Regions from separate parts of the Homo sapiens genome. Here region 2 is linked to region 1. A link is an interaction called in ENCODE POLR2A ChIA-PET data of the cell type or tissue named here. Cell type or tissue: A673. All regions are shown on one strand. Links, peaks and the distances in the headings refer to the core of each region. The heading gives the core; the rest is flanking DNA. Region 1 overlaps DNAJB11 (DnaJ heat shock protein family (Hsp40) member B11). Region 2 has its middle 6.4 kb from the start of LINC02020.

The links. Peaks named below come from ENCODE experiments on the same cell type or tissue, not always from the same donor. Only the 100,000 strongest peaks of a DNase experiment are listed, where the experiment ranks them.
Region 2: POLR2A ChIA-PET joins it to region 1 with 5 read pairs; 2 of 35 experiments call an interaction of 5 or more read pairs at or near these places.

The regions. Positions count from the first base shown.
Region 1 is chr3:186,575,827-186,578,643 of GRCh38, forward strand. DNAJB11 (DnaJ heat shock protein family (Hsp40) member B11) reads left to right here. Exons shown (of 10, transcript NM_016306.6): 3 at 14-111; 4 at 1,842-1,974. Among named protein-coding and RNA genes, the nearest start is that of DNAJB11, 6.5 kb to the left of the region's middle. In A673, for the core only: no CTCF peak of the experiment used is centred there; no DNase peak of the experiment used is centred there; H3K27ac peaks cover 471 bases.
Region 2 is chr3:186,445,350-186,448,166 of GRCh38, forward strand. No RefSeq gene overlaps it. Among named protein-coding and RNA genes, the nearest start is that of LINC02020, 6.4 kb to the left of the region's middle. In A673, for the core only: no CTCF peak of the experiment used is centred there; no DNase peak of the experiment used is centred there.

The DNA of each region.
Region 1 (2,817 bases), core at 180-2,679:
CTTTTATCCCCAGGTTCTGTCAGATAGTGAGAAACGGAAACAGTACGATACTTATGGTGAAGAAGGATTAAAAGATGGTCATCAGAGCTCCCATGGAGACATTTTTTCACAGTGAGTAATTTACCCATCTGCAAAGTGTTAGTGTCTGAGAGAGGGTCACTTAGCGATTAAAGAATTATTCTCATTCCCTAGTTCAGAAACTTTTGATGAACAGTACAATTTAGCTGATCCAAAGATCAATTATTGTCCTCCCTGTGGGAAGATAGTCTTCTATTTTCACAAAGCTTCAGGAAAGACTGATGGCACTGAAAGGACATTCCATCTAGCCAACCATATCAGTTAAATCAGTGCAGACAATTCACGGGGACATGTGTTGGAAATCAGTTCATCCTTGCCTACTTGCTACCTTGCAATCTGCAAACCACTTAATGAGCAAAATTATTGTTAGCAGAGATAGAAAAATTCCTGCTCCCATACCCAGAGCTGCCTCTCTTTCGTGCTATCAACAAGTGAGGGTGATTATAATAACCAGCATTAGGGGAAGGAATTAGGGTAGAGGACCTTTATCTCTTGCTTTCTGGGAGTGCTGGGTGGTTGGAATAATAAACACTTTCTTCCTCACTCTTTGAACCTCTCTTTATTGAGCATTTGAATTTCCACATTCCCTGATGATTACATATACTAAGAGACTTTAATCTGGGGTTTCAGGTCTGAAATTATAAACAAAAAGATGTTCGAATCTGCATTTTTATGGGGAGAGTTCATTGTTTTCTTCAGATTCTCAAAGGGTTCTGTGAACCCTTCCCCAAAAGAAGTAAGAATCACTGTTGCATATAGTAGTTACCACCATTTAGTGCTTGGTTGAGGGGCCTGGGGTGGGGGAGTAGATTTTTAGGGTCTGTAAAGATGTGTGAGTAACATGATTAGGACATCTTTTCCCCCCGCCAGGATCAATTTGGCTGGCTGAAGTGATCCCTAGGGAATACCAGAAAGAGAAACAGCTTCCCCAGCCCCCACCCTGTTCTTTCCCCTTGCCTTTATTTAAGATTCAGGGAATTCATTCACCTGAGTTGGTTGGTGGGAGAGGGAGTTATATAGTTATCATCTTCGCTATGCTAATATACAAGGCTTCTTAATAACACCAAAAATTAACATTAGATTAAACCACCTGTAGGATTGAAGGTCACCTTTTTTGTTAATCTCAAGTTACTCTTGTTACTTACAAAAATTAGTTTGGGTCTTATAGAGGCTAGAACTTCCTTCTCCTTAAGCACTAGGATTTTACTAAGGCTGATGCTTTTTTAGCTTATTTAATTACATACTCAAGATTTTTGTGTAGAGCAGTAGCTTCTTTCAACAAGTTAGCTTCTAAAAAGCATGTAAAGAGAACACTACATATGTTAAAATTACCGATAAAAATTTCTTAAATTAACCATTACATTTAGCATTACACAAGTTTATGTATACTATACTCTTTCTCAATAAGTCCACCATATTCAGATTTTTCCCAATATTGAAAGATTATTATTTCATTGGTTGGGTCCAACATTGAATTCATTGGCATACTGTGTGTGTATGTACTGTACTATATGTATGGGCTATATTTTGTTAAAAAGTGGATTTTTTTGTAGTAAGGGACCGTATAGTTACAACATGGTTGATAGTATATAAATTTAAAATTATGTATGATAGTTGACTCCATTGTATTAAAAAATACCTTGTAGTTTTGCACAATGCATTGATAGAAACAATAGTTTATCAACGTAAAGAAAATGAGTTAATTGTGAAACATAGAGTCTTGATTTTTTTTTTTTTCCTGATGATTTTGCACTTATCTTTAGCTTCTTTGGGGATTTTGGTTTCATGTTTGGAGGAACCCCTCGTCAGCAAGACAGAAATATTCCAAGAGGAAGTGATATTATTGTAGATCTAGAAGTCACTTTGGAAGAAGTATATGCAGGAAATTTTGTGGAAGTAAGTTCAAACAATATAGCTGTTCATATTGACTCCCAGAACTTGCACTTTTGACTAAAAATAAGAGGTTTATATGTACCTTCTCTGTCTTTTTGAGGGTAAGAGAGAGTGATCAAATGCACAAAATTGAATTAATTATAATGCTTGGTTCATGATACACTGATGTCATTGTTTTATCACCCAGCTTAAGAACTAAGTAAAACATTACCATGACTTAATCTACCTACATGCTACTTCCCTGTTCCATTACCCTGCCTCCCTTCAAAGGTAACTACTGTATTGAGTTATGTCTTTATTGTTCTTTTGCCATTCTTACTTTATCATGTATATATGAATACCTGAATAATATATTGTTTATTATATTGTTTTTGATTTTTTAGAAATGGTATTTTATTCATTATTTTCTGGGACTGGTTATTTTCACTCACTATTATGTTACTAGGATTCACCCTTGTTGCTTATTGCTATATTGTGACCATAATTTATTAATAGGCATTTTTGTTTCTTCCAGTTTTATTCAATTCCAAACAGCGCTTTTATGAACATTTTAATCCATATTTCCAGGTTCAGATGAACAAGAATATCTCTTGGGTGGATATGCTTGAGAGTAGAATTGCTGGGTAATATGAACCAATGTTCATTTTTACAAGTTAATACTGTATTGCTTTTGAAATTGATTGTACTGATGCTTCTACATGCAATTTATGAGATCCTATAGATTCACTGCCTCACTAATACTTGGAATTATTAGACTTCTTAATTTTTGCTCATCAAATGGGTATAAAATATCTCATTATGGTCTTGTTTTACATTTTTTAAATTACCAATTAGGATCAGCATCTC
Region 2 (2,817 bases), core at 142-2,641, 130 kb before region 1:
TCCATAGTAAGTAGTACCTTGGATGAATCTATACTTGCATCCAATGGAAATGAGAGTGATGGTGCAGAGTTATCCGAAGTAACTCCAGCTATGTTGTGGATCTTCTAATCATGGGCTCATCTAAGCCTTCCCAGATATCACTCTAGTTTTTACAATCTTTGTTTATGACAATTAGGGCTGTAACATTGGCTGTAGACATTTGTTGCATCAAGGAACTCAGCTTCCACTGAAGTTCTGAAGTTAATCAGTTTCTGATCTTGTTCTGCAACTCTCTGCAAGAAGAAAAATCACCAGGAAATAGTGCATCCTGAAAGGAGTCAAAGTTTCCTTATCCAGCTGGAGCAGTGTGATCTCGGACCAGAGTCAATTCCTTGCCCAACAGACTTCACATTGAGCCATGAGAAGCAGCCTACTTACCCTTACCTGGACACTTCTCCAAAACCTGTGAAATGGCCTCTGTCACTGCCTCAAAGCCTCATCCTTGGTGGGCAACTCACCTGGATCCTGAGACCAAAATATAGAGCTTAATGAACTGCTCCTCTGCTGTAAACCTACTATCTTTTCACACTAAGATGTAGATATTCTCGCCTTGCTCTACCCAGTGGTGAGCAAGGATGTTAATCTAGTTCTTACTTCCCCTGAGAGCCTCTTGCAACTTCACTGTTAATAGAAATCACTCTTTTATGCTTGCAAAGCATATCCTTATCCTTTGGTATAAGGAATTTATACAAAGATGCACAGGACTGGTGGGGTAACAAGAAAAGCCATTTCCCTAACTGCCTGCTTAATCTGGATCCAAGTGCTGCTAAGACAAAGAAGTACAACAAATTTAATAGGAAACCAGAACAAAACCCTAAAACGAACGCTCAAGGTTGTTTGGGTTACAACCTCAGCTTGAGAGATCTGCTCTGGCATTTATACTTCCTAAAATAGAGAATTTGAGTGAATGAGGTGGCCACCATCCAAATGAAGTGCCTCAACTGGGAAGAGATTCATGCCAACCTGCTAGGGCATGGTGTTTAGCCTTTCTTATATTTAGTCAATTCATGGGCTCATCATTTGGGGTGAGGTCATCAGGATGGTGCCACTCAATTCACTTGGCAAGAGCCACAGCAACTGATGTAGGAAGAAGCCTGTTGGAGTTTCTTTTACTAAAGGGCACCTGGGGGCCAAGGATACATGGAGTCTTCATGAATTAATGAATGAAGCCCCTCAACTGGCTCAGTATAATTATTCTCAGGGGACATCTTTATATTCTCTTACAGTTAAAGTCCTGGTGGGGCTAGCTTTTCAAAATAATGACTCCAATTTTGAGGCAGTTCAGAGAATTTAGTGGATTGATTTTTCAATATCTCTGTCTGTTACTGATTAATTTGTTGAGAGTGAATGTAGGCATCAGCTCTAATTTCCTTGAACAGCTTTTATAAGTGACTTACATGTATAAAGGGCATCCTCCAAAACCATTTTAATTTTTAAAGATGCCAAACAATTTGATAATTAAGTTCTATAAATGTGGACTAGTATTTCCCAAACTGTGCCCTCTAGGAAATGCTTCTAGGAGATGTTAATAGGTACACAACAAAAATAAGTGAATGAAAGAAAAATTTTCAATCCATTGTCAGAAAACTTTGGAAAGAATTTGTTTACTATAGGGGACTCTTCTTGGAGATTTACTCTCCAATTAGTATATTTAAAGACCTGAGAAGTTCCATTGTAAAGAAATTTGCTTTTAATTAACCAAGCATTTCCCAAATTTACCTTAACACAGACAATTTTTAAATTTTTCCTTATGCTTCCCCAGATCCTAATTTTAGGACATATTGATCTATGTAAATTTTAAGTCAAATGTATAATTTTGAAACATGTGTAGAACTTAAATGGAACAGGATAGGGAATAAGACTTACTTTAAATCAAGTCCTCAGGAAAAACAATTCGAGATAAAAAACTTGTGTGGGGAAGTTTACTGGGTGGTGTTCTCAGGTTCAATTCCTGCAAGGAAGTAAAGACATAGCACTGGGCCGAGGGAGAATTTGAACTGTGTTCTAGCCACAACAAAGTTCTCATTCTGTCATAGGGGATCACCGAAGCCGGAATGGGCTTTTACATTTGTCCTGCCTTGAGGCAGCGGGGCTGGGCATTCATAACCCTCCTTACCAGGTTGCTTCCAGGAAGAGGTCATGATCCTGGGGTGGATCAAGAACTGCTATCTTGGGTTGAGGGTAATTCTTGAAGAAGGATTCAGCCAGAGTCCCCATGTCTTAGAGAGGCCATCAACAATTCGGAGATTTAGTGCCTCATCCCTAAAGAGGGCACTGGAGGGGCTCCATGGCAGCCTCTACTTTGTGCCACTTGGATCCATTTGCTTTGTAGATTAAGTTCTGAGAACATTTCCTCCAGGATCTCGGTTGGTCATTTCTCTTGGAGAAACTTACAAGAAAAAGGAAATGGAGGAACTACAGCCTCACCACATGCAGCTCATATAGAGGTTGCAAATGACATTCATCAGCTCCTCCTCAAGTACCATTCCAGATCCCCTTGTCCACGGGTGGTAACTTTGTTGGTCCATGTGGCTGGCCTGATGTAGTGACCAGACTTTGATCTCTGAGGGGCCTGAGCTTCATAGCCACGACTGCTGCACTTCCATTCATTACCAAAATTGCTCCCATTGGGTAACGGCAGCTCTATCTCCTCCTTATAATAGAGCCGGGAGGCTGGCTCCTCTCCTTGCTTACTGTTGGCACAAGGAGTCAAACGTGACCACTGACAGCCATAGCTAACATTTAATGGGAGCCCTCCTGGGTTTCCTGGTGGAAGCA